Regions from separate parts of the Mus musculus genome. Here regions 1 and 3 are each linked to region 2. A link is a loop called in an ENCODE intact Hi-C map of the cell type or tissue named here. Cell type or tissue: heart. All regions are shown on one strand. Each heading gives the region's core, and the rest is flanking DNA. Links, peaks and the distances in the headings are about the cores only.

Evidence for each region. Peaks named below come from ENCODE experiments on the same cell type or tissue, not always from the same donor. Only the 100,000 strongest peaks of a DNase experiment are listed, where the experiment ranks them.
Region 1: it touches region 2 in a loop (6-fold over the local background); 6 of 42 quality-filtered maps call a loop at or near these places.
Region 3: a loop joins it to region 2, with 2.0 times the contacts of the local background. A loop is called at or near these places in 5 of 42 quality-filtered maps.

Annotation. Positions count from the first base shown.
Region 1 is chr2:148,437,257-148,447,336 of GRCm38, reverse strand. It overlaps Cd93 (CD93 antigen), which reads left to right and starts at 3,802. Exons shown (of 2, transcript NM_010740.3): 1 at 3,802-5,822; 2 at 6,070-10,080. The coding sequence starts at 3,913. The coding sequence ends at 6,094. In heart, for the core only: no CTCF peak of the experiment used is centred there; DNase peaks (open chromatin) are centred at 3,716, 5,106 and 5,716; H3K4me3 peaks cover 4,114 bases; H3K27ac peaks cover 4,321 bases.
Region 2 is chr2:148,531,288-148,541,367 of GRCm38, reverse strand. All of the region lies in intron 2 of Gm46770 (a long non-coding RNA gene), which reads left to right. Among named protein-coding and RNA genes, the nearest start is that of Gm46770, 26 kb to the left of the region's middle. In heart, for the core only: a CTCF peak has its summit at 5,644 (motif pointing right); DNase peaks (open chromatin) are centred at 5,577 and 9,087; H3K27ac peaks cover 312 bases.
Region 3 is chr2:148,463,444-148,473,523 of GRCm38, reverse strand. No RefSeq gene overlaps it. Among named protein-coding and RNA genes, the nearest start is that of Cd93, 25 kb to the right of the region's middle. In heart, for the core only: a CTCF peak has its summit at 3,767; a DNase peak (open chromatin) is centred at 5,403; H3K27ac peaks cover 1,609 bases.

The DNA.
Region 1 (10,080 bases), core at 893-8,892, 94 kb after region 2:
GTTATGTGTGTGTATGTGTGTGTTTGTGTAGGTCAGAGGACAACTCATAGGAGTCAGTTTTTCTTCTACTATGTGGATCCGGGGGCTCAAACTCAGGTTGTCAGGCTTGTCCAAAAGTGCCTTTACTTGTTTACCCACTAAAATAAAAAGAGACCTGTTAGCATTCCTTCTAGGCTCCACCCCACTTACTGGGCAACAACCAGGTATGCCTGGCTCAGTATAAAAGAGGCTGTTTGTTCCCTCCTCACTCTCTTCCTAGCTTACTCTCTTACCCTCTTACTCTCTTCCCTTTCTGTCCCTTCTCTCTTCATTCTCCTCCCACACTCTCTCCATGGCCTCTACTCCTCTCTCTCTTTCCCTCTCCTCTTCCCCTCCCCACTTCTCACTCTCTGTCTCCACTCCTGTCCCAAGTCCCTTTTCCATGTCCTAAATAAAGTCTATTCTTAGGAGGAAGGGATGCCTCAGAATGGGCCCTTAGAGGCATCCCCTCCCCTGAACCTTACCGCATCTCTATCAAACATATCCTGGTTCTTTATTCTGTCTTATAAAACACAACAAAGCCTTGTTTTCATCCGTTATACATTTTCTGTGAATGAATCACCACCTGCTTCCCTGCATCTGTTAGGTTTTCAACCTGGGCCTGCCCTGTGTTTAGCTGCTGGCTCTGTGGAATGTATTGACCCTCTGCCCAGGGACACCCTGATTTCTGGCTCACTGTTGAAATGTGTCCTTCATCACCAAGGCAGCAGCTGCTGAGGTCACTGGGGCCACCCTGTTTCCCATCATTCTCTTGCGCCTTCTCCATTCTATCTGCTACAAGGCTCATAACACAGTGCAGCCCATGCTCTCACCACCATGTTGGTGACAATGCTGCCAAGTACACAGTAGGTGATCATTGTGCACTCAAGGAAGAAGAAACCACAAAGGCATACACAGGCACCTATGGATGGTAGGAGATGCTGTGGGCTACACTATTACATAGTTTGTCTCTACACCTCCAGGAGGGAGAGAGAGAGAGAGAGACAGAGAGAGACAGAGAGAAGCCAGATAAATCCTGGAATGACTTCTAAGCAACAAACCTGCTGCTAACTGAGACTGAACTGATCATTCCAGTTCCAGTGAGATGTGAGATACCTTTTTAAAATCAATTCAGAAAAAAAGCTCAGAGTACTCAGCAAGACTGCAAAGGAGAAATAGGGAACTATAGGCTAAGTCTCGCCAGGCTTGGGATTGTTCTGGAACAGTCCCCACATTCTTTTCTGGTCCTGGAAGCCCAAGTTTGCATGCTGACCATCACCTAACTCCACTTCTCAGTGTCTACAAAAAGTTCTTATGTTATCTCTTCAGTTTTCCCCAAAGGATTCCAAAGAAAATCCCAAATCATTTCATGTCCTGGGGCTCTACTGTCTTCTGTATCCTGCCTCCCATGCCTCAGGCTCTAGGCTCAGTGCAACCAACCCCTTGTCCACAAGGCCATGGTGTATATTCTTTCCCACATGTGCCCCATTCTTAGATATCTTCCCCTTAGAACATTGTTTCTTAATCTGTGGTTGCGACCCTTTCAGGAGTTAAGTGACTCACAGGAGCCACATATCATATATCCTGAATGTCACATATTTACATTATAATTCATAACAGTTGCAAAATTACAGTTAAAAGGTAGTAATGAAAATAATTTTATGGTGGGGGGGGTGGTCACTGCAGCATGAGGAAGTGTATTAAGGGGTCACAGCATTAGGAAGGTAAAGAACCACTGCCTCAGAGTCTAACTCCGTTGCCCTTTTTATTCCCTTCCGTACTGCCTACTTCCCACTACCAGCTTCGGATTCTGATAATGGTCTTTTCTGCCACCCCTTGCTTTGCCTTATGTTGCCTTCAATGAAGTGAATCAATACTGAATTGTTCACATTTGTCACTTTTTGAAATCATGAAGGTAAGAATACCTCCCTGTAATTAGTGTTTAGCCTGGTATCCAATATGAAAAGTTATTAGACTGGTAGATGGCTGAGTAGATGGATGGATTAGTGCATGGCTGAGTAGCTAAGTGGATGATGAGGTGGATGGAATGCTATGGACACCTGAGAAAAGGTTTGAGTGAATTCTTGGGAATCAGGTCTTGTTAGTTCTGAACTCCAGATAGCATTCCCCTAAAAACCTGCCTAGACAATATCCTGAACCCCAATAAAAGCTTTGATATCCTCTCTTCCTCTCTCCATCCTTCTCCCCCCTTCCTCCCTAGTCTCCCCCTATCTTCTCTCTGTCCTTCCCTCTCCTTATTTCTCTCCCCTCCCTCTCCCTTTCAGTGTTGCCATAGTTCCCCACTTCCCACTAACATTGAGATCTGTGGTAACACAAATCTCTTAATTCACATGTTCTTTTGGGTTGCTTCCTCTTGCAAGTCACGACCACACTCACAACCGTGGGCATCTTGGGAAGAAGAAATTGCATCTAATAAAGAAAACAAAACAAAACAAAACACCCCCCCACCCCACCCCAAAAAATCTATCAGGACATTTGCCCGTGTCAAGCCCTGCCTCTGGAAGGGGCATATGATCTGGCAGGCCAAGACTAGAAATTGCAAAGTGACCTCAAAAGCAAGTGAGAGAACAGTGTAGCCAGCTGCCAGCAATAGAGGAGTGAGTGCTCAAGATCTGCCCAGAATCCTGCCTCAGCTGGATCCTGCCTCCACTGGGATGACTCTGTGAAGTGGCTTTTAACCTATCTTAGGAGGCTGGGCTCATTAGCACACTTGTGTGGCCTCATTCTGTTACTACTTTCCTTTATCTCTTAATCTAACACTTTCTCCAAAGTGTTAGACTCTGAGTCTAGCTGGGGTCAAGTAGAATATGGTGGTGGTTGGGGACAGGGGCAGTTAAACGTAGTTTCCACCTTCCAGTGGCTAGCTTTGATTGAGACAGGCCTTGGCCCAGGTGCTGTGAGCTGTAACGCCTGCCCGGGTGTTGATTCTTACATCGTGATTTTGAGCTGCAGCCTCTGATTGTGCTCCTGTGCCTTTGAACTCCGCCTAAGCCTTGGGTTAGGGAATATGACAAGGCAGGCCAGGTTCATTTTCCCATCTTTCTGATCTTTTGGGGACCCTGACACTTCATTTATAGTGCACTAGGAAACCCTGAAAACTATTTTCACCTTTTTAAAAAATATATATATTCTCATGGAGATTGACATTGTTGGAAACCCAGAAATTCCCACAGCCAAAATCCTATTTAAAAGCTTCCTGTCTATTTAAAGTTCATGATGGGAAGAATAAAAGAAAAAAACGACTCCAAAAACAGAGACAGGGTACAAGATAGGAAAAAAAAGCAGATCCAGTTTGCTTCTAAAAAAGGCCGAAAACTATAATCTTTCCATGCCCTTGTGTCTCAAGCGTCACATATTTTTCTTTCCCTTCTGGTGGTTTGCAATCTGAAGTGGAATTTTATCATGGGTTACTTGGATGATACTTTTCAAGTCTCTACCCTCCCACCCCCCAAAGTCTCTGCTCACTGGACAGCATGCCACTGGGGCTCTTTGTGGTATGGGAAAGTGAACGGACTCAAAATAAAGCAGCCATATCTCTTGGATCCTCTGTGTTTCCACAGCTCTGAGCCAGAGACTGCCCTCTGAACAACAAAACCGTGATGAAGGCAACAGGAGTCAGAAGGCTATTCATGGCAGGAAACCCCAGCATCCGGTGAGAAATAAGAAGTAGGAGAGCACAGGATGCGCCCTGGGTCAGGAGGACGTGAAAAGCGAGTCTTTGTAACCTTCTCAATGCCAGAGCTGTGGTAGTGTGAAAGCAGCAGTGCGCCTCTGCTCCCTTCAGAGCACAGCCTGGTGTCAAGGTCCAGGTTCCACCGGCTGCTGCTGTCACCGCAGGGGAGTCTAGCCCCTCCCAGAAGGAGACACAGAAGAATGGCCATCTCAACTGGTTTGTTCCTGCTGCTGGGGCTCCTTGGCCAGCCCTGGGCAGGGGCTGCTGCTGATTCACAGGCTGTGGTGTGCGAGGGGACTGCCTGCTATACAGCCCATTGGGGCAAGCTGAGTGCCGCTGAAGCCCAGCATCGCTGCAATGAGAATGGAGGCAATCTTGCCACCGTGAAGAGTGAGGAGGAGGCCCGGCATGTTCAGCAAGCCCTGACTCAGCTCCTGAAGACCAAGGCACCCTTGGAAGCAAAGATGGGCAAATTCTGGATCGGGCTCCAGCGAGAGAAGGGCAACTGTACGTACCATGATTTGCCAATGAGGGGCTTCAGCTGGGTGGGTGGTGGAGAGGACACAGCTTATTCAAACTGGTACAAAGCCAGCAAGAGCTCCTGTATCTTTAAACGCTGTGTGTCCCTCATACTGGACCTGTCCTTGACACCTCACCCCAGCCATCTGCCCAAGTGGCATGAGAGTCCCTGTGGGACCCCCGAAGCTCCAGGTAACAGCATTGAAGGTTTCCTGTGCAAGTTCAACTTCAAAGGCATGTGTAGGCCACTGGCGCTGGGTGGTCCAGGGCGGGTGACCTATACCACCCCTTTCCAGGCCACTACCTCCTCTCTGGAGGCTGTGCCTTTTGCCTCTGTAGCCAATGTAGCTTGTGGGGATGAAGCTAAGAGTGAAACCCACTATTTCCTATGCAATGAAAAGACTCCAGGAATATTTCACTGGGGCAGCTCAGGCCCACTCTGTGTCAGCCCCAAGTTTGGTTGCAGTTTCAACAACGGGGGCTGCCAGCAGGATTGCTTCGAAGGTGGCGATGGCTCCTTCCGCTGCGGCTGCCGGCCTGGATTTCGACTGCTGGATGATCTAGTAACTTGTGCCTCCAGGAACCCCTGCAGCTCAAACCCATGCACAGGAGGTGGCATGTGCCATTCTGTACCACTCAGTGAAAACTACACTTGCCGTTGTCCCAGCGGCTACCAGCTGGACTCTAGCCAAGTGCACTGTGTGGATATAGATGAGTGCCAGGACTCCCCCTGTGCCCAGGATTGTGTCAACACTCTAGGGAGCTTCCACTGTGAATGTTGGGTTGGTTACCAACCCAGTGGCCCCAAGGAAGAGGCCTGTGAAGATGTGGATGAGTGTGCAGCTGCCAACTCGCCCTGTGCCCAAGGCTGCATCAACACTGATGGCTCTTTCTACTGCTCCTGTAAAGAGGGCTATATTGTGTCTGGGGAAGACAGTACCCAGTGTGAGGATATAGATGAGTGTTCGGACGCAAGGGGCAATCCATGTGATTCCCTGTGCTTCAACACAGATGGTTCCTTCAGGTGTGGCTGCCCGCCAGGCTGGGAGCTGGCTCCCAATGGGGTCTTTTGTAGCAGGGGCACTGTGTTTTCTGAACTACCAGCCAGGCCTCCCCAAAAGGAAGACAACGATGACAGAAAGGAGAGTACTATGCCTCCTACTGAAATGCCCAGTTCTCCTAGTGGCTCTAAGGATGTCTCCAACAGAGCACAGACAACAGGTCTCTTCGTCCAATCAGATATTCCCACTGCCTCTGTTCCACTAGAAATAGAAATCCCTAGTGAAGTATCTGATGTCTGGTTCGAGTTGGGCACATACCTCCCCACGACCTCCGGCCACAGCAAGCCGACACATGAAGATTCTGTGTCTGCACACAGTGACACCGATGGGCAGAACCTGCTTCTGTTTTACATCCTGGGGACGGTGGTGGCCATCTCACTCTTGCTGGTGCTGGCCCTAGGGATTCTCATTTATCATAAACGGAGAGCCAAGAAGGAGGAGATAAAAGAGAAGAAGCCTCAGAATGCAGCCGACAGCTATTCCTGGGTTCCAGAGCGAGCAGAGAGCCAAGCCCCGGAGAATCAGTACAGGTAAAGTGCCATAGGTTACTTGGGTAGCTGGGCAGCCAGATGTAGGCCTGGGAGGCACAGACCACAGAACTGAGAGCAGAGACAAACAGTCAGCAGGCCATTTGTTGTTTAAAGCCAACCTCAGCAGCCCAGTCCAAAAGTGCCTATCTGTCCTATGAGTTCATGTGGAGTAGCGGCAAGGGGACCAAGGATGCAGATATGGCAGAGTTCCATGGCATCTCACACTGTAATCTTCTGTTTTCCACAGCCCAACACCAGGGACAGACTGCTGAAGACTATGTGGCCTTAGAGACAGCTGCCACTACCTTCAGAGCTACCTTCTTAGATGAGGGGGAAGCCACATCATTCTGAATGACTTGACTGGACTCTCAGCAAAAAAATTGTGCACCTTCCACTTAAGAACCTGGTGGCTTGGGATAGGCAGGTATTTTCTTGGTGCCTTTGATATGTCTGGGGGTGAAAGCTGTGTGTTGGTTTGTCATTGTGGGGAGTTTTGTGGATATTGACAGACCTCACTCAAACACCCTTTTCAAATCCAATAGCAACTGGTTCCTCTGGTTCCTAATTAGGGGGAAAGGAGTCAGAGGGGTGGGACAGGGTGGGGGGATGGGGCTTCAAAGTTTTTTCTTATCACTTGATTTATCATCGAAGGAGTTACTGGTGCTAATTACAATGGAAACAGTTCCTTTCCATCACAGGACAGACAGCAAACCAATTTAAAACTACTTAACTAGGTGAGAGTGCTCTACCCTTCCTATAGGGACTTTTTCAGGATGGCTGCCTTTGTGTACATTTGCCTTCTGGCATTTCCCCTTCACGTCCCCCCCCCCCCCCCAGCCCCCTTGGTATTGTTGAAACTGTCAGAATGAGAGGAAGTTCAACCAACTGCTTAGGGAGTAAGCTGGCAGGAAGTTTAGATATTGTATCCCCTCACTCTTAACTTTCTGATAGCCTTGGGTTTATGGGCAAGCAAAGTTACAAGTTGGGAAGTTGCTTCAAGTGAGTGAGAGGTCTTGGTAAAAGCATAATCCAGAGGGGGAGGCAGGAGGGGATTGTTTTAACAGATATTTGAATGAAAATATCAGAATGAACTGATGCTAACACACACCTGATTATTGAGAAACAATAACAAAACTCCTAGATTCATTTGTCTTTGCGCTAGCACAGGCCCCAACTCCACTGCAGGGCACCCTGTCTACCTTTATACTGTCCCTAACTGGAAGCTGGTACTGTAGGCTCAGAAAGCCTTAGGAGGCTTTCATTCTGAACGTAAGGAAAGGATGTGTGAGCCAGGTGATGGGCTCTATTTTAAATGCTCCCATTTAAGTTTACCTTAGTCCACTTCACAGTTAAAAGTACATCTGGAGGACTTGAGCCCTATCTTGTTGGCGTGACACATACCAAACCAAGGATTAGTCATGAAGAAAGTTCTCTCTCTCTCTTTTTTTTTCTTAAAAAAAAAAAAAAGGAGATAGAGGGGAAAGGGAAAGGGGAAGAGAGAACAGCTAAAAAATGTCCAGCCTTTAAAACTGCTTAGAGCCATCTTATGATTGACATGTTTATTTCAAAGTGTCCATTTACAAAAGTGTCCCTTAAACTTGCAAAAGTGTCCCTTAAACTTGCTGACGGTAATGTTGTTTCAGCTGCACAGGTCTGTCTGGGGACTGGAAGGCATCCCTGGTGAGTCACTTCAGTATCTCTGGGAGGCTTCATCTTAGTTGTCTCTGCTGTTTGAAAAGCTGAGACATGGAATGTGTCTCCATCATGAGATTCAGAGTCTTTGTTCTCAGACTAGAGAACTTTGGTTTCTAGGAACAAAGGCACCCATCCCTCAAGTTGATATCCAGGAATCGAACGTTAATAACAAGCAGATTCAAGACCTTTGGAAATATCTTAGAGAAATATATTAGAGAAATACCTTTTTTTGGCCAATTTAAAATGAAGATATTTTTATTAGTCTCTCTCTCTCCTCCCTCTCTCTCTCTCTCTCTTCTCTCTCTCTCTCTCTCTCTCTCTCTCTCTCTCTCTGAAAACACAAGGTGGAGAGTAATGGGAAAAAGATCGGGCTCAGTGGGATGCCTGAAATGAGTGCATTTAAAAATCAACTCAGCATCTGGCTTTCAGTTGAAGTTTGGGTGTTTGGAACAGGATCCCTGGCAATAACTGAGATTGGCAGCTAATCCATTACCAGCAGACCAGCATTACCAGCCTTTCAGATCATTCAGATGAATTTAGAGCCATGGTAGTATCTGCATATACGGACATGACCCTAAAAGCATCACTTTTACCTCCAGGCCTTCAACTGCTCACCTTTATGGCTGGAGATGAGGAAGATAACTGAATCTAGGCTCCCCACAGCTGTGTTTGATCTATGCCCAGGCTGCTGTGTAGGACTTCAACTGACCAGGATGACTTAGGGGATAGACATGAAGCTCCATTTCCAATACTCCTAGGGGTACAGGATCCACTCTGTGGGACCCACAACAGGGAAGGGAATGATGAGGAACATATTTTCTCAAAGTGTGCTTTCAGCATGAGCCACTCCCGTGGAGACAGAGCTCTCTCATCTCCTGACCTGCCAAAGCCTTCAGGAGAACCATACCTCATGTGGCAAAGCCAATGGAGCCACTCACTGTTCCTAAATGGGTGCTTTATTTTCACATATATTCTTTTTTTTTTTTTTTTTTGAGACAGGGTTTCTCTGTATAGCCCTGGCTGTCCTGGAACTCACTCAGTAGACCAGGCTGGCCTCGAACTCAGAAGTCTGCCTGCCTCTGCCTCCCAAGTGCTGGGATTAAAGGTGTGCGCCACCACTGCCCAGCCTCACATATATTCTTGCTGTCCTCATACTTGAGACTGGAAAATTCTGGCTTAGGGCATCTAAGAGGCAAAGCAATAAATAAGTGAACTTCTACTGGACCAAAGGTGTGTTAGGCTATGCCTTCTCTACCCACGACATCAGTGAGCAGAGACAGAACACTCCTCTGCCTGTGAGGACCAGAGGAAGTACTACTTGGCAACAGAATTTTCTTAAGTCCAGACCTGGAAAAACTGTATTTTGGAGGGGCATACCTTCAGGCCTCCAGCCTACCCATTACTGAGTTGTAGGTGGCCATCACTGTCCTTTGTATTTTATGTGGTTCTGGCGATGGTAGCCAGCACATGAGTATGGTAGACACTAGCCTTCCAGGATCCCTATACTCCTAGTACCTTGCATTATTTTTGTTCATTATTAAAGATAGTCAAAAAGCAATACCTCCTCACCCCCAGTAATTTGAGGAGTTAAACAAACAAACAAACAAACAAACTACTCAGAAAGAAGTGCCTGGAGAGAGAGAGAGCCCTAAACACTATTTGCAAAGGAAGTCTAGCCTCAGTTTTCCCTGGTGTCTAGCATGGCTTTGATGCAACCCCAAATGTATGCATTTTCTGGCTTTGGAGACCCACTTATCATTATCATTACTACCATCACCACCACCACTACCACCACCGTCACCATCACTGTCATCACCAGCTCAGGGTGCTACGCATCATCATGGTGTTTTATTAATGACAGTAACTGGATGAATCCCACCTGTCTCTAACTGAGAGCAAAAAGGCCAGACAGAAGAGGAGCAGAAAGAAGAGAAGCGGGCTGCTTTCCTTCAGCTTCATACCCGGGGAAACCGAGTAAGCCTCTGGGAAGGTCTACCCTGATTCCTTCCCCAGAGCACTGGATAATGTGGAATGAAACACAAATACTTTTGAGTACATGTTCACAGTGCAGGGCAAGCTGCCGAGAAAGAACTCTTTACCTCCTCATCAAGTTTTCCTCCTCTTTGAGTTCCTAACCATGAGCCTCGCGTGGACTGTTATCACCAACCAAACTTTCAATAGGTGGATGGGATCACTAGGTCATTTTGTTCTGCCTCTCTTTTCTCATAAATATTTCTGCCCAAACTAAAGGAACAGAGATGAGATTTGACCAAAAAAGGAAAAAAAAAAGATTACTCCATTCAAAATAACATATTTTTTGAAAGCAAATATAGGAAAGCCTTTTCCTATTATTTTTTTTCTTCTTAGCTTCCCCATTGTCTGAATTGGGAAAACAGGAAAGCATTGCTTTCTAGCACCTGCAAAATGGTTTAATGCCCCTGCATATTTCCATGTCCTTCCAACAATAGATTTAGCATGGGAATCTGAAATAGACGCCCTGAAAACATCTGTCTCTTCCCCAGCTCCTAAACCCAGGCTTTGATTATGTATGGTTTGTGAAATC
Region 2 (10,080 bases), core at 1,123-9,122:
AATAACTGAATTGATATGTAAATAAAAACTGGACTTTTGGTCTGCATGAGATGAGCTAGCAAAAAGCAATAGCAGTTCTTTCGATTTTTCTCTAGCAAAAGCTGAGCTGTTTGGAGATCTCTGGGGAGCAAGAATTTTTCAAGAATTTTTTCTTAACAGGATTTCTGACTTGGTCAGAAAATCCAATCATTTTTTATTGCAACTTTTCTAACTTTAGTCAGAAAAGTCATAAGCTATCCTGATTACTTTTAGAATTTTTACTAGCAGAGAGAGCTATCTCAACCAGAGAGTTTTTAGAATAGCAAGAAAAAGTTGTCTAAAGCAGTGCAGAACACACACAGAGACATACAGAGAGAGAGAGAGACAGACAGACAGACAGAGAGAGAGAGAGAGAGAGAGAGAGAGTCAGGAAAGCCATCTCAGCAGAACCTAGGCCGCCAACTTGGACTGCCTATTTGACTTCAAGTTGCTGCTCCCAGATACCCCTTTTTCAGAGCCCCTCTCCATGTTGAGGCTGGTCCTTGGCATCTGGGGACCACTTGGACATTGCCAGGGTCTGTGACAATGTTCATGCTAGACACATGAGGTACTTGGGTATCTTTTGAAGACACAGGTCTGCTAGGAATGGGAAATAAGAGGTATCTCTGGAAGGCAGTATAGCCAGCCTGGCAGAGATAAATATACCCTAAGGAGAAGCTTCTGTCTCTCATTCTACCAGAATGTTGAAACCACGTCCCCAAGAAAAGTGGGATTTCTCTAGGGAACAACATGCTGGAAGAAGCAAAAGGCTCCAGACGGAGGGAGAACTTGTCTCCCAAACGAGATTAAACACAGTTCTAACCACTTGTTAAGACTTGTTACCTTACAGGGAAATACAAAAGTCCAGACGAGGATGAGCCCACGGTAGATGGGACCATACCTTCACCAGGACTGCTTAGCTGTGCTTCGATGTACATATCCTTGATTCTGTATTTAAACTTTAAGACTCCAAAGACAGACTTGGAGGATGTGTTGGATCTCTTTGTTCCTTTCCCAATGTGGCTTCATTGATTATTTCTCAACATTTTGCTTTCTATTATTATTTTGGTTCTTTTTTTTTTCTTTAAATTTTTTTAAATTTATTTTTATTTTTCAAATTAAAATATAATTACATCCTATTCTCCCCTCCCTTTTTACCGCTAGCCCTTCCCATGAGCTCATGTTCTTGCTCTCTTGCAAATTCATTGTCCGCTTTTCTTTTTTTTTTTAATTAGGTATTTTCCTCATTTACATTTCCAATGCTATCCCAAAAGTCCCCCATACCCACCCCCCCAATCCCCTACCCACCCACTCCCCCTTTTTGGCCCTGGTGTTCCCCTGTACTGGGGCATATAAAGTTTGCAAGTCCAAAGGGCCTCTCTTTCCAGTGATGGCTGACTAGGCCAGCTTTTGATACATATGCAGCTAGAGACAAGAGCTCCAGGGTACTGGTTAGTTCATATTGTTGTTCCACATATAGGGTTGCAGTTCCCTTTAGCTCCTTGGGTACTTTCTCTAGCTCCTCCATTGGGGGCCGTGTGACCCATCCAATAGCTGATTGTGAGCATCCACTTCTGTGTTTGCTAGGCCCCGGCATAGTCTCACAAGAGACAGCTATATCTGGGTCCTTACAGCAAAATCTTGCTAGTGTATGCAATTGTGTCAGCGTTTGGAAGCTGATTATTGGATAGATCCCTGGATATGGCAATCACTAGATGGTCCATCCTTTCGTCACAGTTCCAAATTTTGTCTCTGTAACTCCTTCCGTGGGTGTTTTGTTCCCATTGCTAGGAAGGGGCAAAGTGTCCACACTTTAGTCTTCGTTCTTCTTGAGTTTCATGCGTTTAGCAAATTGTATCTTATATCTTGTGTATCCTAAGTTTCTGGGCTAATAACCACTTATCTATCAGTGAGTACATATTGTGGGAGTTCCTTTGTGATTGGGTTACTTCACTTAGGATGATGCCCTCCAGGTCCATCCATTTGCCTAGGAATTTCATAAATTCATTCTTTTTAATAGCTGAGTAGTACTCCATTGTGTAAATGTACCACATTTTCTGTATCCATTCCTCTGTTGAGGGGCATCTGGGTTCTTTCCAGCTTCTGGCTATTATAAATAAGGCTGCTATGAATATAGTGGAGCATGTGTCCTTCTTACCAGTTGGGACATCTTCTGGATATATGCCCAGGAGAGGTATTGCGGGATCCTCCAGTAGTACCATGTCCAATTTTCTGAGGAACCGCCAGACTGATTTCCAGAGTGGTTGTATAAGCTTGCAATCCCACCAACAATGGGGGAGTGTTCCCCTTTCTCCACATCCTTGCCAGCATCTGCTGTCACCTGAGTTTTTGATCTTAGCCATTCTGACTGGTGTGAGGTGGAATGTCAGGGTTGTTTTGATTTGCATTTCCCTGATGATTAAGGATGTTGAACATTTTTTCAGGTGCTTCTCTGCCATTCGGTATTGCTTCTTTTTAAATGGTGTTTTGAAATGAGTGGCTGAACCTGGCTTGAAGCACAGGCTGTGATCTCTGAGACTGAGAAAGGTAGGAGGTATGGGAATGTTCCCTGTGGGCTACTGACCCCCTACCAGCAGCACTGTTACCAATAGCCCCTATCATCCTGATGGGACAAGCCCAGTCACAACCCTAAAAAGCACCTCCCACCCCCCTTTTTTGGTAAAGGTCCGTTTGAATTTGTTCCAATGAAAAATTTTGTCTATCTTTCTCTATCTTCTCTCCCTGATCCTGCCTCCATCTCCTTCTCTTTGACACTTGCTGAAAAAACTTAAAATCTTTCCTTTTTGAAGCTGAATATTTTAGTGGGTGAGAGATACAGAGCCCAGGAATAGAAGTACAGAAGGGAAGGGAAAAGGAAATAAGAAGAGAGGAGCACAGGAGGGGACAGATGGAAACTCAACTAGGCCAGCCTCTTGATAGAAGAGGGGACGCCAAACCACATCCCCACAATGTGGCTGGCAGGATGGATCATGAAATAATATTTGTCCATCAGATATCTCAGGAATGTGTATGCATTTTCTCACAGTGAATGGAGGTTTTTTTTTTTTTTCTCCTGGAAAACATCCTAAATGAATAGAGCTGGCAGAGGCAGAGAGCAGTGGAAAACAGGGCCCCAGTAGCACTGCCCGTAATTCCTACTAGCAGGGAGGGGCCCTCTCTCCCATGTTAGAATGATCTTAGCAAAGGGAGTGTTTCTGCAAGGTAAATGCATCTCTTCACTGATGACAGGCCACCATCAGCTTGTTCCCACCATTTCTGTGCCCACACTGGTGTGACAGTGATAGGTAGCTTGATACTTCACCTAAGCCCAGCCATGGTCCCAGCTCTCGTCCCAGGATGAATGCTGAAAGAGGGTGGGTTAGGATTTTTTTTTCTCTTCTAGCCTGGTGTGAATTAAAAAAGAAACAAGAAAACAATAAATTATCTGTAATTCTGAGGTCCCCAGCTTAACCTTTGTTTTGTTTTGCCTGTGAAGACTCCTGTCCCTTTAGCCAAGACTCTCTGAGGGGACCACTCAGGCTGAAGGTGCCACCCAGCCCAGCTCAGAAGGGCTTTGAAGAGGCCATAGTTCTTTATATGCACCCAGGGTTTCACATTTATTTCTACGGTTCAACAAATATATATACACATGTGTACATACATGTTATATATACATACACAGAGACTAAGACACAAAGACAACAGTAAAACACTAAAATTGGGAATCCAGCTAAAGAGCGTGGAAAAGTTTATTGTACCTCCTGGCTACTTTGCCGTAGCTTTGTCGTTTTAAACACAGGGACACAGATTTCAATAATCACATAAAGCTAACTTACTCTGTTTACAAATAGAAACACTGGCAAGGAAGTGATGATTCAGGGCAATGGAATTCTGGGAAGGATAAGCTTATGAGGGAGAACTTCACAGGAGTATCTGATACCGCAAGTATCTTCACTCTACTATGGATGTTGGTTTTTCCTGTGCTCACACCACCAGGGTGAGCTTTCCAGCACTGCCTCGGCTAGCTCACCCAATGTCAAAGCAGGCAAGGGCAGGGCCAGCTCTCCCATGCTCACTCCTTCCTAGGTGGGCTTACCCACACCCATGCCACCAGGGTTAGCTCTACCATGTTGCCCAGGCAAGGTGCAGGACCCCTCTCTCCAGAGTGTTGCAGGGTGAGGGGCAAGGGCGAGTCTCCCATTCTCGTGACCAAGGGGCCAGGTCTCCCCCACTGTAAGTGACAAAGGAGGCTGTAGTTCTTAAGCCTCTGTTATATCAGAAGAATCTGAGTTAAATTCAGGCATCCAGGAATTAGAAGCAAGGTCCTTTATAAAGCTTTCCAGGTGATGTGGTATATAGGAGCCCGAGATGCTGCCTTTGCAGTAAAAAGTGACAGTTGCCAGTAAGGCATCATTGCTAGGATATGGTCTCTCAGGCTCTGTTCTCATTGCTCCCCACTGCCCTACCCCAGGTTGTGAGTGAGGCTTCCTCTTTGCTCTTTCTGCTGTCCATTGCCAGCCTTCTGTGACCCTCTTACTTCATCTCCACACAAGAGGAAGGGAAATCTTTGCAAAGGCATATAGCAAGAGCTAGCTATGTTCCTTCTTCTGTTGAATCAAGAGTGACCTCATGTACTTGGTCCTGTCCTTGGCCATCTCTCCAGTCTATCTGGCCCTTGGTATCCAGATGTTTCACAGTGACTCATTTTTGGTCTGTGGGGCTGTTCGTCTGCAGATGTGCGTTAGCTTAATTGTGTCTGCCATCCATTATGCTGCAAGCCCAGGGTTGTATGAGGTTTCAACCCTGACCTCATCAGAGCTGCAAACCTGACGCAGCTTTTCCGATGATGCTTCTGGGGCTCCCATTAAGACTTCCTGTCAAAAGTTGGGCGGTGGTGGCGCATGCCTTTAATCCCAGCACTTGGGAGGCAGAGGCAGGTGGATTTCTTAGTTTGAGGACAACCTGGTCTACAAAGTGAGTTCCAGGACAGCCAGGGCTATACATAGAAACCCTGTCTCGAAAAAACAAACAAACAAAAACAAAAAACAAACAAACAAAAACAAAAAACAAACAAACAAACAAAACCTTTCTGTCAAACCTGTGGCTTTGCCTTTCAATGTCTTCCTTGCCACCCAGCCACTGAATCTCTCTTTTGAAAACTGCCCAATGCATTTGTGAACCTAATTGAATGGATTAAAGAAGGCTCTGGCTGGGCAATACTGTTTTAAAAAAAGGTCAGTTGTGGTCACAGGGATCAAAGTACTTTTCCTTAGAGGCTTGTGAATGGACGCAAAGGCAATTTCAAAGTTGAAGAGTCCACGTGGGCCTCTGGGTCCTTTCGCAGCACATGGGCTTGCTGCATAGAAAATGCAGGCTGCTTGGCAAGCACCACCACTGTGAGCCAAGCACTCACAGACTTCCCTTCATGATGCCTGGATGCAGATTCTCTGCCTGAGTCAGCTGACTCCCAAACTGAGTCCTGCAAGTGGAGGCTGCCTCCTATCTCTCAGACAACTCTTTGCATAACACAAGAGTGTGGTCATTGGGGGAATGAATCCCTGGAGGGAGGAAATGTGCAGAAGAATCTCATTTTTACATACTGGCTTCCAGGTTTGAGCAAGACTCTGCCAGCAGAGGGCATGGTTGGCTTCTTTGCTGCCCAGACCTTCTCTCCAGGCTGTTTAAGATGCCCTGTTCGGAACTAAGATGGGTTAGATGTCCCTAAGGACAGTGCAGATTATGGCTTCCTTTCTAAAGACTTCTTAAAGCCAGGGTGGAAGTGGCGATATTCCTCGGTCAGCAGCCTCCCATCTCCCTCTCTGTAGCTATGTGTGCCATAAATCCAGGTCCTGCCCAAGCTAGGTTCCCATCTTGATGTCTACAGGAGGATAATGGCAGCCAACCACATTTTGAGGTTCAAAGTTCCTTCACTAACCTCTCTACTGTTCATGTCTGTGACAGTAGGACAGCAGACCACTGCCCATGTTTGTGACAGCAGCACCGCAGGCCACTGTCCATGTCTTGAGAGCACTCTTGTGAGGGCAGAATAACCTGCTGCTATGTGATTCCTTGAACACTTAGAACTCAGGGTACCAGATCTTAAGGCCCATCTGGGATGCATGGCACTGCCAGGTGGTGGGCAGACCTCTGCATAGCATTGCTGGGCTTCCTATATATAACAAATAGAATCTACGGCCATGATTCTAGGGGGCTGAGGTGTTGCTTCCAGGGACTCCCCCTCTTGAATGTGGAAAACCGGGACATAGATATCTGATGAACACATGTGGGTTCTTTGTCCCTTTGGCTTTGAGAAACCCTGGCCTAAACTATAGCACTACCACTGCTGTTTTTTGACACACGCCGCCAGCTTTGCCCATGCTTGGAGTCCTCTTTAAACCATATCATGTTATCAATACTGTGTGATACTGTTCTACCAGCAGATCAAGGGTATAGACAGGGATTCTATGCCTACAGGGCTCATATCCTGGGCTTATAGAATACTCAACATGTTATTTACAGGACTTCTGTTCTGTACTAGCCCAGTGGAGGGACCCCAGGATAATGTGCTGTAGTATTGATTTGGAGTGACTCCAAAGGCCAGGTCTCACAATGGTGCTTCTGGAAGGTGGTGGAATCTTTAGTAGATGGAGCCTAGTGAATGGTCTTCTGGATTCAGGAAGCATAACATTGAAGGGGATCATGGGACCTCACTCTATCTCTTTCATTTTCTACCATGATACAAGCATCTTTGTTATTCTCATCCATATTCTCCTTCCACAAAGCAATGGTACTGACTGATCATGGGCTGAAATCTTCCAAGCGGGTACAAACAAACCTTTTCTTTTCATACACTGAATATCTCAGTTATTTGTTATAGTAACAGAAAGCTGACCAACACAAACAGTGAACCAAATAAATGCCAAGGTGGAGTTACAGGTATACTAATTTTACTAGGGTCAATACCTATAAGAGTACCATTAGGGAGGGAGCCAAGACAGCTAGAGTGCTGCCATCTCCCTCTGAGGATTAGAAAGCCAGTGGCATATATGTTAGTTTCTTGGACCCATACACATGTGCTGGCATTGCTCAAGCACACTGAAATTGAGTAGTCACTTTGAATACTTTCTTTGAGCTCCCTGTGGTGTGCACAGAATGGAAGTTTTGGTTGTGGAGTGATGGAAAGGCACCATAGTAGCACTAGAGGTTCTGAAGAAGCTGACACATGGCAAAACCTCTTCTATGAAGGTTCACAGACAAAGACCCTACCACATCCATCAGACAACCTGAGGTCTGGGAGAAACATGAGAATCATTAGCCCAGGAGAATTTCAGAGATGGTACTCACCCCAGGAAAATAAGTGTCTTTGAGAATAGGACTCTGCCTGTGTGTTGTGTTGCCCTGGCTGGAATACATCACCATGGAATTTTCTATGAAGAAGTCTATACTACTTGAAAGGAGAAGTACTATGACAGCCCGATTTGCATGAAAATAAGTTTTCTAGGTTTCTTGCCTTGCTTTTTGTGCCCTCACCCAATGTCTTCTATAGAACTTTGAAGATTGCAGCTCAGCCTCATCTCTTGCTTACTCCTGAGAAGTTTAGTGTTAGCCAGTTAGGATGGGGATGCAGAAGCCATTGAGTGGGTAAAGAAAAGACTGTGGGTGAAAGGCAGGGAGAAAAAGAGAGTCTTGCCTCTTGGATCCTTTTTGCCTACAAGAATCCTTTTTTGTTTTGATTATCTTTTCTTCTCCTCCTTGCCTTCTTCTTCCTCCTCTTCCTCTTTCTATTATTATTATCATCATTACTATTATTACAAGCATCTGAGTGTGTGTGTGTGTGTGTGTGTGTGTGTGTGTGTTTACTGAGGACAACTTTGTACTTACCGATCCTCTCCTTTTACCTTCACATGGGTCCTGGGGTTTGAACTTGGACAGTCCAGCTTGCACAATAGTTAATTTTGTCCACTGAGCCACATCACCACCTCTGTTTCAGGAAGAGTTCAGGTCACACACAAAAAAGGCTGGACAATATACAGCCTGTAAATTGCCCACAGAGCACAGACAGGGTTAAGAAGGAAATACCAAAAGGCCAGATGTGTCACTTTTTGTCATCTCAAGTGAGAGACTACAGAGTTAAAGGACAGGAAAATACATCTGGAGACTCTTAGTTCAGTGTTGCTGTGGTCTGGAATGCAGTCTAATCTCAGGCATGGGAGTGAAACCTGCAATTAACCTTTCAGACTTGTGCTTTGGAACTGCACTTCTCTGACTGACTGTGCTGGACCACACAGAGCTCCAGGTTAAATGTTGATACTTTACATCTATTCAACGTGTGGAATCACATCTCAGAGGGGCTGCCAGTGCCCTGTGTCTGATTTCTAAAACACACACACACACACACACACACACACACACACACACACACACGAAAATCTCAGTAGTGTATTTTGAAGAGAACAGCCAGGAGTATCCATCATGTCATGCTAATGCATGCATTCATCCAGGAAGCCCTCCTGTCCATCTCATAGGCTGATTCAAGTTCAGTTTTATTTCATTTCTTTCCTTCTCATTGGCAAAGGTATTACCTTCAAAAGGTGTCCTGCCCAGGCTAGGAGAAATGTCTTTTCTTTGATGGAAATTTCCCAGTGAGCTCTGCTGCAGAAAGAAGTGGTAACAACAGGAACTCTATCATCTACTTGAGAAGGGCCTCAGAGCATCTAGCCCTATCCAATCAAAGCTGAGGACTGGGGAGGCCACCTCCTCCTGGGGATACATCCTAATGCTCACTAGGGTTGGTAGACTCCCTGGGATTTGTGGAGAGAACTACAGCTCAGCCATTGTGAACTGAGCCTTGATGAAAAACCCAGGGTCAAGATGTGTGCAGATCCTAGGCTTGCATTTTGTGTCCTGTGCAATGGCCAACAATGTCTCCTGTAAATTGCTCTTACAATACAGTTTTGGGGGTGACTCTCTCCTTTTGTCCCCAGTCAGGACTGGTTGCCTACCCCACCTCTAGCTTGCGCTTCCCCTGATTTAGGAGTGGAGTGACCTTCTGAACAGTCCCCTTCAGGGAGCTTGTGTTCCCTCCACCCTGCCAGCACTTCCTCTGCATTTCCCTTCTCCAAACAAGGCGTTGCCCCCTTCCTGTTTCCCTGTCACTAATGACTGCGACCCAGGGAAGGGAAATGTCGCACTAAGCCCCTTCCTTTGTCCTTACCTTCAGATTTTGGTTTAGGACTAAAGCCTGAGCACAGCAGGGATAAAGGATGGGTGCATCTACCCAGCCTCCTCTTCTGATGCTTCCTGTCTGAAGATCCAGTCATATGGGGGGGGGGACCCCAGTCTTTAAGCCAGTCTGCAGGAGCCACGAATGCTGAAATGGTACTCCAGGCAAAGGGTGGGATGGTAAATCAGCCCACATGAATATCCTGTCAGCATGAGAGATCCAACAGCTCAACTGCTTCCAGCCTCTGGTACCAGAGTATCAGATACTGAAGATAAAACAAAAAAGTAACTTCTATTTTTAAGGTTGCAACTCTTTATTACAACACAAATAGTGTCAAAGGACAGTATTGGACATTGGTTTCCCTATTATGTGCCCCTATTATGACTATGTTCTTGTTCCACATTGTCAGCACCAGTGCAAGTCGAGTTTTCCCAAGTTGTTTCTATGTCTGCTAGGGGATGTCTCCCCCAGAGACAGAGCTATGGAGAGCCAGGAGCAGCACACATGGCCAAGGAGGCGCCTCCATCAGCAGGGCTAGTGGGTAGATCGCCCTTTGGTTATGGTGTGTAAAAACACAATGGCCCCCAGAACAAATGGTTCAGGGGCATGTAGAAGGCCCATTGTAATAGCTGACCTTTCCCCCACTGCCCTCTAGACCTGAGCTTCTGTCTTCAGTGTAGAGATAGAGCAGGGATTGCAATCCCACTCCTCCACAGCTGTGCCCTTACTGCTGCCTCTTGAGTAAATGAGCATTGCTGCAACTGAAGGAGACCTGTGGTCAGCGGAGGTGTGGTTTATTGGGTTAGAAGGTACTTTTCTGGGCATGGTAGCCAATTTCT
Region 3 (10,080 bases), core at 603-8,602, 67 kb after region 2:
CAATGGTGTCATCGTTTGGAGGCTAATTATGGGATGGATCCCTGGATATGGCAGTCTCTATACGGTCCATTCTTTTGTCTCAGCTCCAAACTTTGTCTCTGTAACTCCTTCCATGGGTGATTGTTTCTAATTCTAAGAAGGGGCAAAGTGTCCACACTTTGGTCTTCGTTCTCTTGAGTTTAATGTTTTTAGCAAATTATATCTTATATCTTGTGTATCCTAAGTTTCTGGGCTAATATCCACTTATCAGTGAGTACATATTGTGAGAGTTCCTTTGTGATTGGGTTACCTCACTCAGGATGATGCCCTCCAGGTCCAACCATTTGCCTAGGAATTTCATAAATTCATTCTTTTTAATAGCTGAGTAGTACTCCATTGTGTAAATGTACCACATTTTTTGTATCCATTCCTCTGTTGAGGGGCATCTGGGTTCTTTCCAGCTTCTGGCTATTATAAATAAGGCTGCTATGAACATAGTGGAGCATGTGTCCTTCTTACCGGTTGGGACATCTTCTGGATATATGCCCAGGAGAGGTATTGCGAGATCCTCCGGTAGTACTATGTCCAATTTTCTGAGGAACCGCCAGACTGATTTCCAGAGTGATTGTACAAGCTTGCAATCCCACCAACAATGGAGGAATGTTCCCCTTTCTCCACATCCTCGCCAGCATCTGCTGTCACCTGAATTTTTGATCTTAGCCGTTCTGACTGGTGTGAGATGGAATCTCAGGGTTGTTTTGATTTGCATTTTTCTGATGATTAAGGATGCTGAACATTTTTTCAGGTGCTTCTCAGCCATTCGGTATTCCTCAGGTGAGAATTCTTTGTTTAGCTCTGAGCCCCATCTTTTAAGGGGGTTATTTGATTTTCTGGAGTCCACCCTCTTGAGTGAAGAAAGAGTTTTTAAAAGTCAAAATAACAACAGAGAAAGAGTATGTGTTCTTTATGAGAGAAACTTTAAAACTGCATAGAGATAAAGGAATGAGACCATGACTACATGGAGCTGTGTTGATCTGGGCTTGAAAATTCAGCACTGTGGCATTTGAGTATCTTCACGAACAATGCATGTGTTTATGGTTATCTAGAGAAACCTTGTTAGGATTCAAATGCACAGGTCCTGAACTAGGGTGGCTCAGTGGAAGTTTTTGACTTTGCAGGAGTGGAAAAGTGATTCACACTCAGTAGAAAGCATCATCCACAGAGGTTTTAACTTGTCTCTCCCTGGATTAGTCATGGGCAATCCAACCAATCCACTCTTGTCCTGCTCCCAGGCTGCTGTGATTGGAGCACTCCACTGCCGAGCTGTGAGGTTGGGTACCTCATACCTTGAGCTATTGCTAGGTTTGGGGAAGATATAATCCCCACTCAAAGTTGAACATCTGTAGATAAGTTAATTTTTATGTGTGGAAAATTTTCATGGGAGAACCATAAAGGAAAAACAAGGTTAAAAGATACAGGGCACTAGATGAAGAGGTTATACATATACATTGGAACATAGTAACTCACTTAAAGAAGTCTAATCAATTTGGCACGTTGTTGTTTAAAAAGTCAGACAGATCAATAAAAGAAGACCCAAACAACAGACCTAAGATACAAGAATTTAGTTTATATTGCAGGCAAATGGATTGAACTAGAAAATATCATCCTGAGTGAGGTATCTCAGACCCCAAAGGACTTGCATGATATGTACTCACTAATAAGTGGATATTAGAAAAACAAAACAAAACAAAACAAAAAACAAAACCTGTACAGAATACCCAAGATACAGTCCACAGAAATCAAAAAGCTCATCAATCTGAAGTGCTCAAGTGAGGGCGCCTCAGTCCCACTTGGGAGTGAGAAGAAAGCAACCATAAGTGGGAAGAGAGGGAGGGACCTGGGAAGGTAAGTGGAAGGGATTGGAGGAAGTAGAGGGGAGAGGGGAACCTGATCTGGTATTGGGTGAGAGAAAAGGACTAAAGCCCTGAGGGCCAGCAGAAAGAATGGAAACAGGCAACCTCAGGAAATAGTAGGTTGGGGGGAACCCCCCCCCAGAATGCACCAGAGACCTGGAAGGTCAGAAACTCCCAGGACTCAAAGGGAGGGACCTTAGCTGAAACACCGGACAGTAGGGAGAGAGAACTTACAGAGCCCAACTCGAGCAGGAAGACAGGACATCAAGTGAGGAATGGGGTTCCCATCCCACAGTGACATCTTTGACCCATAATTGTTCATTTCTGAAAGAATTACAGGGATGGAAATGGAGAGGAGCCTGAGGAAAAGAAGGTCCAGTGACAGACCCAAAGTGGGATCCAGCTCAAGGGGAGGTCCCGAGGCCTGACACTGTTACTGAGGCTATGGAGAACTCACAAAAAGGGATCTTTCATGCCTGCCCTCCGAAAGACCCAACAAGCAGCTGAAAGAGTCAGATGCAGATATTTGCACCCAACCAATGGACAGAAGCAACTGACCCCTGTTGTTGAATTAGGGAAGACTGAAAGAAGCTGAGGAGAAGGGCAATCCTTTAGGAGGACCAGCAGTCTCAATTAATCTGGACTCCCAAGATCTCTCAAACACTGGACCACCAAACAGAGAGCATACACCAGCTGATATGAGGCCCCCAACACACATACAGTAGAGGACTGCCAGGTCTGTGTTCATTCAGAGGTGATGCATCTAACCCTCAAGAGACTGGAGGCCCTAGGGAGTTTAGAGATCAGGTGGGGTGGGGAAGGAGGGGCACCCACATGGAGACAGGGTGGGATGGGGAGCAGTCGAAGGTTGGATGGGGTGCGGAGAGGGAATGGAAAAAATAAATTAAAAACAAAGAAAAAGAAAAAGAAAAGAATGTAGTTAATAATAAGAACAGTATTCAAAGCCAATAGAGCAGGACTTATTTGTTCTTTAATTAGGCAACAAAATAATAAGCAAGAATAAAATTAAGTTACATCAATAATCTACTCCCATCATTCAAAGTAGATTCCTAATACAATAACAACAAACTTTAAGAAAAATAATATTGTAGACATACTAAAGGAGAACAAGGGCCTTTATTCTTCCTTTTCTTCTTTTTAGTGTGTGTGTGTGTGTGCCTGAGAAAGAAAATTCTTTTCTATGCAAAACACAAATGTGAAGCCAAAAGGCACATGGGCAATGCATTTAATTAGATAAAAATTAGAATGCTCTGGAAATAAAAACATACCATAAATGAAGTCGAAAGATAAATGACAAACTGAGAAAAAAGAGTTCACGGTAGGGAACATGCAGGCACATCTCACAGGCAGTTGCCTTTACAAACACGCATCACATTTCCACAAGAAAATTACCCAAATCCCAAAGGAAAATAAACACTTTGCCCAGACTCCTCTAAAGAAAGCAGTTCCAGGGGATGGCCAAAAAATGCAAAGGACAAGAGAGGTCACTGCATACTGGCTTAGGAAAAAAAAAAGCCCTGCTGTAGGGGCTGATAAGGGACACCCTCTAAGACATTTCCATGTGACAGAGTAGACCAGTGCAGGATTGCACATATATGGACATGTTTGTATTGGAAGAGAAACTTGTGGGAAGACTTAGCAGAAACTCTTCCCCACAAGGAGGGAGCCTGAACTCTGGGGAGAAGGGGCTCTTGCATTCATATCTACTGACCTGCCTAGGTTTCAAGTCAGTGCATGTCAATAGGCACTCCGTAAAGCTAGCTAACCTTCTACGGAATGTTGATAAAATATCTGGTTCTTTAGCAGCTGCCACAACCAGGAGCCAGAGCACTTTGCTCTATAACAATTGTAGACGGTAGGGGTCGTGGGGACTATGGGGAGGACCGCAGCTGGAGCACAGTGCATGGAGGCTATGCCTCTGGAGTCACCCTTCAGGGGGGTTCTTTATCCATACAAGAAACCCATTCAGGCTTTCTCTGGAGGAGCACTCCATGCTAGCAAAGCAGTGATCTGTGCGGGGGGGGGGGGGGGGAGGGGGGCTGGAGGCTGGCTAGAATAGGACTGAGTCATTATCCCTGTCTGTGTGGCTTTAGCATACCTGGGTCCCTATTACCGTGCACCCCAATACACTGCTGTCTGGGAAGAAAAGTGGCTTAGTGTGTGAATGAAATCAACAGAATAGAGTCTATGTGATTTTACACCCTCCATCCCCATTTCTCCTTCAAAGATGAGACCTAGGATTGTCTCTCTCATCCTAAATCAGGTATATTTTGAGGTTCTTATAACACTGCTTTTTACTGAGTGACCCTAGGAACCCATGTAAGGTTTGGAGGCTCTTCTTGATGCACTTATCTAAAAGTGGCTCGATAGTTTTAAGCCATCCGTCTACTACTTGAGGATATAGCCACTTTATCCCAAATTTCCATGGCTGAGAGAAATTTTCTGGCTGCTGCTGAATAGTGGGTTGAAGGGAGGAGGTCTGGGGGAGTTTTAAAGCCACAGTGACTCTGGATGCCCAGCTAGCCCTCTACAGAAAAACAAAGTAGCCAAAAGGAGCATCCCTTACCTTCCTGCCAACCTTCTGCTGGGGAAAAACACTCCCGATGTGCAGGGTCGGTTCTAACATCACACTTGGTCCCCTCTGCAGGATATTCCCTGGCTGGAGGGAGCAGAGGTGCGATGCTTATTGACCAATACTCCCTGTCTCTTGCAACGTAATTCAAAAAAATGCAGTTGGGAGAGTGGGTTTAGGGAGCTAGAAGATTCCATTGTCATTAAACAGGATGCTACAATATCCACTGTCTAAACCCCATTACAGCAAAGTGTGTTTTATTCACAGAGTAGAATACTCAGGAAGGACAGGAGGTAGGCCACCTCCAGCCACACCCAGTGATGTGGCTGGGTCTCACAGGCTTGGTAGTAATATAAAGATACCAGACACAAAAGAATAAACCTGTGACCCATTGATGTGATCATCAAAGATGTTGGCACAGACAACAGAGGAATACCATTTTCATTTGACAGCAGGGGTTGGGGCCAGGACAACTGTTTTAGGAGCTGGTTTCTTAAGTGAACTTTGTGTAAATTTATCAGGCAGGAGGGCTCCATAAAGCCTTGGTCTTGTAGGCAAGTGATATTTTAATAAAAGATACAGTGGGTGGTTAACAGGTGGGGGTTAAGGGGTGGGTGGTTAACAGGTGGGTGGTTAACGGGTGGGATTAACCTATTTTCTTTCTTCTCCTCTGAGTGGGGGTTGGCATCACTAATAGGAAAATCCCTGATGCTGATGTCACACGTCTTCCTGGTCCTGTTAGTCTGCTTTTCATTAGTTTTTGTTCTTATTTTAAATGAGCTCCTTTTTTTAACTTCCTTCCTGGCATTTGAGTCATTTCCCATGTCTTTGTCTGCTACAGCTAAGGAACTTGCTCCTCAATATGTTCTGCAAGTCCCACTGTTTGTCTCTTCGGGGGCTTTCTACCAGATATAGATATGGGGTGAGCAGAAGACTCTGGAAGGGATGAAGTTTGAAAACAATGGATGGGTTTGACCCCATGGAAAGACTGTGCCCAATCACTTTGACTAAAAGCCTTGAAGGTAGACAAGTGTTCACCTCTGCAAAGCTAAAATTCTCTTGCTTTGTGAAGTGCCCCTGAAGGTGACCCAGGGAGAACTTCCACCAGCCCCTCACTTTCCAGCCTTGAGGGAGAGTTAAACACTCTGACCACATGCTGTAGTGTAGCAAGAGCCAGAAGACCTGCTTTCATATTCTGTGGGTTTGTTTCCTTTCAGTCATTCAGAAGCAGTTGGGATCTGCTTACCTCAGGTGCATAAGAAGAAGTCTAGACATCCTTCACACTGAGATCAGCTCAACACTCCACATTTGCCTTAGCTTTTCTGAAACCTGGTTCTAAGGATTCTGACAAGGACTAATATAATGCATCTGAGTTGGTTTTCCAGGTCCTGGGGTTCTCTGTGGTCCTCACTTAAACAGGTGCACCCTCTAACCGGCCAAGAGTTATTATCCATGCCCCATGAGATATAGAAAAACAGATGTGCTATACAGATTGCAATAAGAAAGGGCAAAGAGTTGCAAACCAGTGCCTATGGTTCAAATCTAGATTAGTGCCTGTGTGTATAAATGAAGTTTTATTGGAACTTGGCCATGAATGTTTCTTTATATATTATCTATGGGCACTTTTAAGTTACTGGAACAAAATAGTTTGATAAACACTGAAAAGGCCATCAAGAAGAAGATATCTACTGTGTTCCTCTAGTTGCTTCTGCAGTATGATCCTGTTTGAGTAGAACTTTTGGGAGACACCTGTGGAACAACAGCCATTGTGCTAACAAGTAAGCATTTTCTCTCAGTGGGCAAAGATGATTTGGTCCAATTTCCCTCAATAGTTCATGGAGTTGCCTGTGATGGCAGCTATGCACAAGGTTAGTCACCACTTGTCTTAGTTACTGTTCTTATGGCTGCTATATAATACATTGACAACAACGAACTAAAAGGTGAGTTTATTCTGATGTACAGTTCCAGAACACAGTACATTATTTTTTTTTTCCATTTTTTATTAGGTATTTAGCTCATTTACATTTCCAATGCTATACCAAAAGTCCCCCTTACCCACCCACCCCCACTCCCCTACCCACCCACTCCCCCCCTTTGGCCCTGGCGTTCCCCTGTACCGGGGCACACAAAGTCTGCGTGTCCAATGGGCCTCTCTTTCCAGTGATGGCCGACTAGGCCATCTTTTGATACATATGCAGCTAGAGTCAAGAGCTCAGGGGTACTGGTTAGTTCATAATGTTGTTCCACCTATAGGGTTGAAGATCCCTTTAGCTCCTTGGGTACTTTCTCTAGCTCCTCCATTGGGAGCCCTGTGATCCATCCATTAGCTGACTGTGAGCATCCACTTCTGTGTTTGCTAGGCCCCGGCATAGTCTCACAAGAGACAGCTACATCTGGGTCCTTTCGATAAAATCTTGCTAGTATATGCAATGGTGTCAGCGTTTGGATGCTGATTATGGGGTGGATCCCTGGATATGGCAGTCTCTACATGGTCCATCCTTTCATCTCAGCTCCAAACTTTGTTTCTGTAACTCCTTCCATGGGTGTTTTGTTCCCACTTCTAAGGAGGGGCATAGTGTCCACACTTCAGTCTTCATTTTTCTTGAGTTTCATGTGTTTAGGAAATTGTATCTTATATCGTGGGTATCCTAGGTTTTGGGCTAGTATCCACTTATCAGTGAGTACATATTGTGTGAGTTCCTTTGTGATTGTGTTACCTCACTCAGGATGATGCTCTCCAGGTCCATCCATTTGGCTAGGAATTTCATAAATTCATTCTTTTTAATAGCTGAGTAGTACTCCATTGTGTAGATGTACCACATTTTCTGTATCCATTCCTCTGTTGAGGGACATCTGGGTTCTTTCCAGTTTCTGGCTATTATAAATAAGGCTGCTATGAACATAGTGGAGCATGTGTCCTTCTTACCAGTTGGGGCTTCTTCTGGATATATGCCCAGGAGAGGTATTGCTGGATCCTCCGGTAGTACTATGTCCAATTTTCTGAGGAACCGCCAGACTGATTTCCAGAGTGGTTGTACAAGCCTGCAATCCCACCAACAATGGAGGAGTGTTCCTCTTTCTCCACATCCTCGCCAGCATCTGCTGTCACCTGAATTTTTGATCTTAGCCATTCTGACTGGTGTGAGGTGGAATCTCAGGGTTGTTTTGATTTGCATTTCCCTGATGATTAAGGATGTTGAACATTTTTTCAGGTGCTTCTCTGCCATTCGGTATTCCTCAGGTGAGAATTCTTTGTTCAGTTCTGAGCCCCATTTTTTAAGGGGGTTATTTGATTTTCTGAGGTCCACCTTCTTGAGTTCTTTATATATGTTGGATATTAGTCCCCTATCTGATTTAGGATAGGTAAAGATCCTTTCCCAGTCTGTTGGTGGTCTTTTTGTCTTATAGACAGTGTCTTTTGCCTTGCAGAAACTTTGGAGTTTCATTAGGTCCCATTTGTCAATTCTCGATCTTACAGCACAAGCCATTGCTGTTCTGTTCAGGAATTTTTCCCCTGTGCCCATATCTTCAAGGCTTTTCCCCACTTTCTCCTCTATAAGTTTCAGTGTCTCTGGTTTTATGTGAAGTTCCTTGATCCACTTAGATTTGACCTTAGTACAAGGAGATAAGTATGGATCGATTCGCATTCTTCTACATGATAACAACCAGTTGTGCCAGCACCAATTGTTGAAAATGCTGTCTTTCTTCCACTGGATGGTTTTGGCTCCCTTGTCGAAGATCAAGTGACCATAGGTGTGTGGGTTCATTTCTGGGTCTTCAATTCTATTCCATTGGTCCACTTGTCTGTCTCTATACCAGTACCATGCAGTTTTTATCACAATTGCTCTGTAGTAAAGCTTTAGGTCAGGCATGGTGATTCCACCAGAGGTTCTTTTATCCTTGAGAAGAGTTTTTGCTATCCTCGGTTTTTTGTTATTCCAGATGAATTTGCAAATTGCTCCTTCTAATTCGTTGAAGAATTGAGTTGGAATTTTAATGGGGATTGCATTGAATCTGTAGATTGCTTTTGGCAAGATAGCCATTTTTACAATGTTGGTCCTGCCAATCCATGAGCATGGGAGATCTTTCCATCTTCTGAGATCTTCTTTAATTTCTTTCTTCAGGGACTTGAAGTTTTTATCATACAGATCTTTCACTTCCTTCGTTAGAGTCACGCCAAGATATTTTATATTATTTGTGGCTATTGAGAAGGGTGTTGTTTCCCTAATTTCTTTCTCAGCCTGTTTATTCTTTGTGTAGAGAAAGGCCATTGACTTGTTTGAGTTAATTTTATATCCAGCTACTTCACCGAAGCTGTTTATCAGGTTTAGGAGTTCTCTGTTGGAATTTTTAGGGTCACTTATATATACTATCATATCATCTGCAAAAAGTGATATTTTGACTTCCTCTTTTCCAATTTGTATCCCCTTGATCTCCTTTTGTTGTCGAATTGCTCTGGCTAATACTTCAAGTACTATGTTGAAAAGGTAGGGAGAAAGTGGGCAGCCTTGTCTAGTCCCTGATTTTAGTGGGATTGCTTCCAGCTTCTCTCCATTTACTTTGATGTTGGCTACTGGTTTGCTGTAGATTGCTTTTATCATGTTTAGGTATTGGCCTTGAATTCCTGATCTTTCCAGAACTTTTATCATGAATGGGTGTTGGATCTTGTCAAATGCTTTTTCTGCATCTAACGAGATGATCATGTGGTTTTTGTCTTTGAGTTTGTTTATATAATGGATTACATTGATGGATTTTCGTATATTAAACCATCCCTGCATCCCTGGAATAAAACCTACTTGGTCAGGATGGATGATTGCTTTAATGTGTTCTTGGATTCGGTTAGCGAGAATTTTATTAAGGATTTTTGCATCGATGTTCATAAGAGAAATTGGTCTGAAGTTCTCTATCTTTGTTGGATCTTTCTGTGGTTTAGGTATCAGAGTAATAGTGGCTTCATAAAATGAGTTGGGTAGAATACCTTCTACTTCTATCTTGTGAAAAAGTTTGTGCAGAACTGGAGTTAGATCTTCTTTGAAGGTCTGATAGAACTCTGCACTAAACCCGTCTGGTCCTGGGCTTTTTTTGGCTGGGAGACTATTAATAACTGCTTCTATTTCTTTAGGGGATATGGGACTGTTTAGAAGGTCAACTTGATCCTGATTCAACTTTGGTACCTGGTATCTGTCCAGAAATTTGTCCATTTCGTCCAGGTTTTCCAGTTTTGTTGAGTATAGCCTTTTGTAGAAGGATCTGATGGTGTTTTGGATTTCTTCAGGATCTGTTGTTATGTCTCCCTTTTCATTTCTGATTTTGTTAATTAGGTTTTTGTCCCTGTGCCCTTTAGTGAGTCTAGCTAAGGGTTTATCTATCTTGTTGATTTTCTCAAAGAACCAACTCCTCGTTTGGTTAATTCTTTGAATAGTTCTTCTTGTTTCCACTTGGTTGATTTCACCCCTGAGTTTGATTATTTCCTGCCGTCTACTCCTCTTGGGTGAATTTGCTTCCTTTTTTTCTAGAGCTTTTAGATGTGTTGTCAAGCTGCTAGTATGTGCTCTCTCCCGTTTTTTCTTGAAGGCACTCATAGCTATGAGTTTC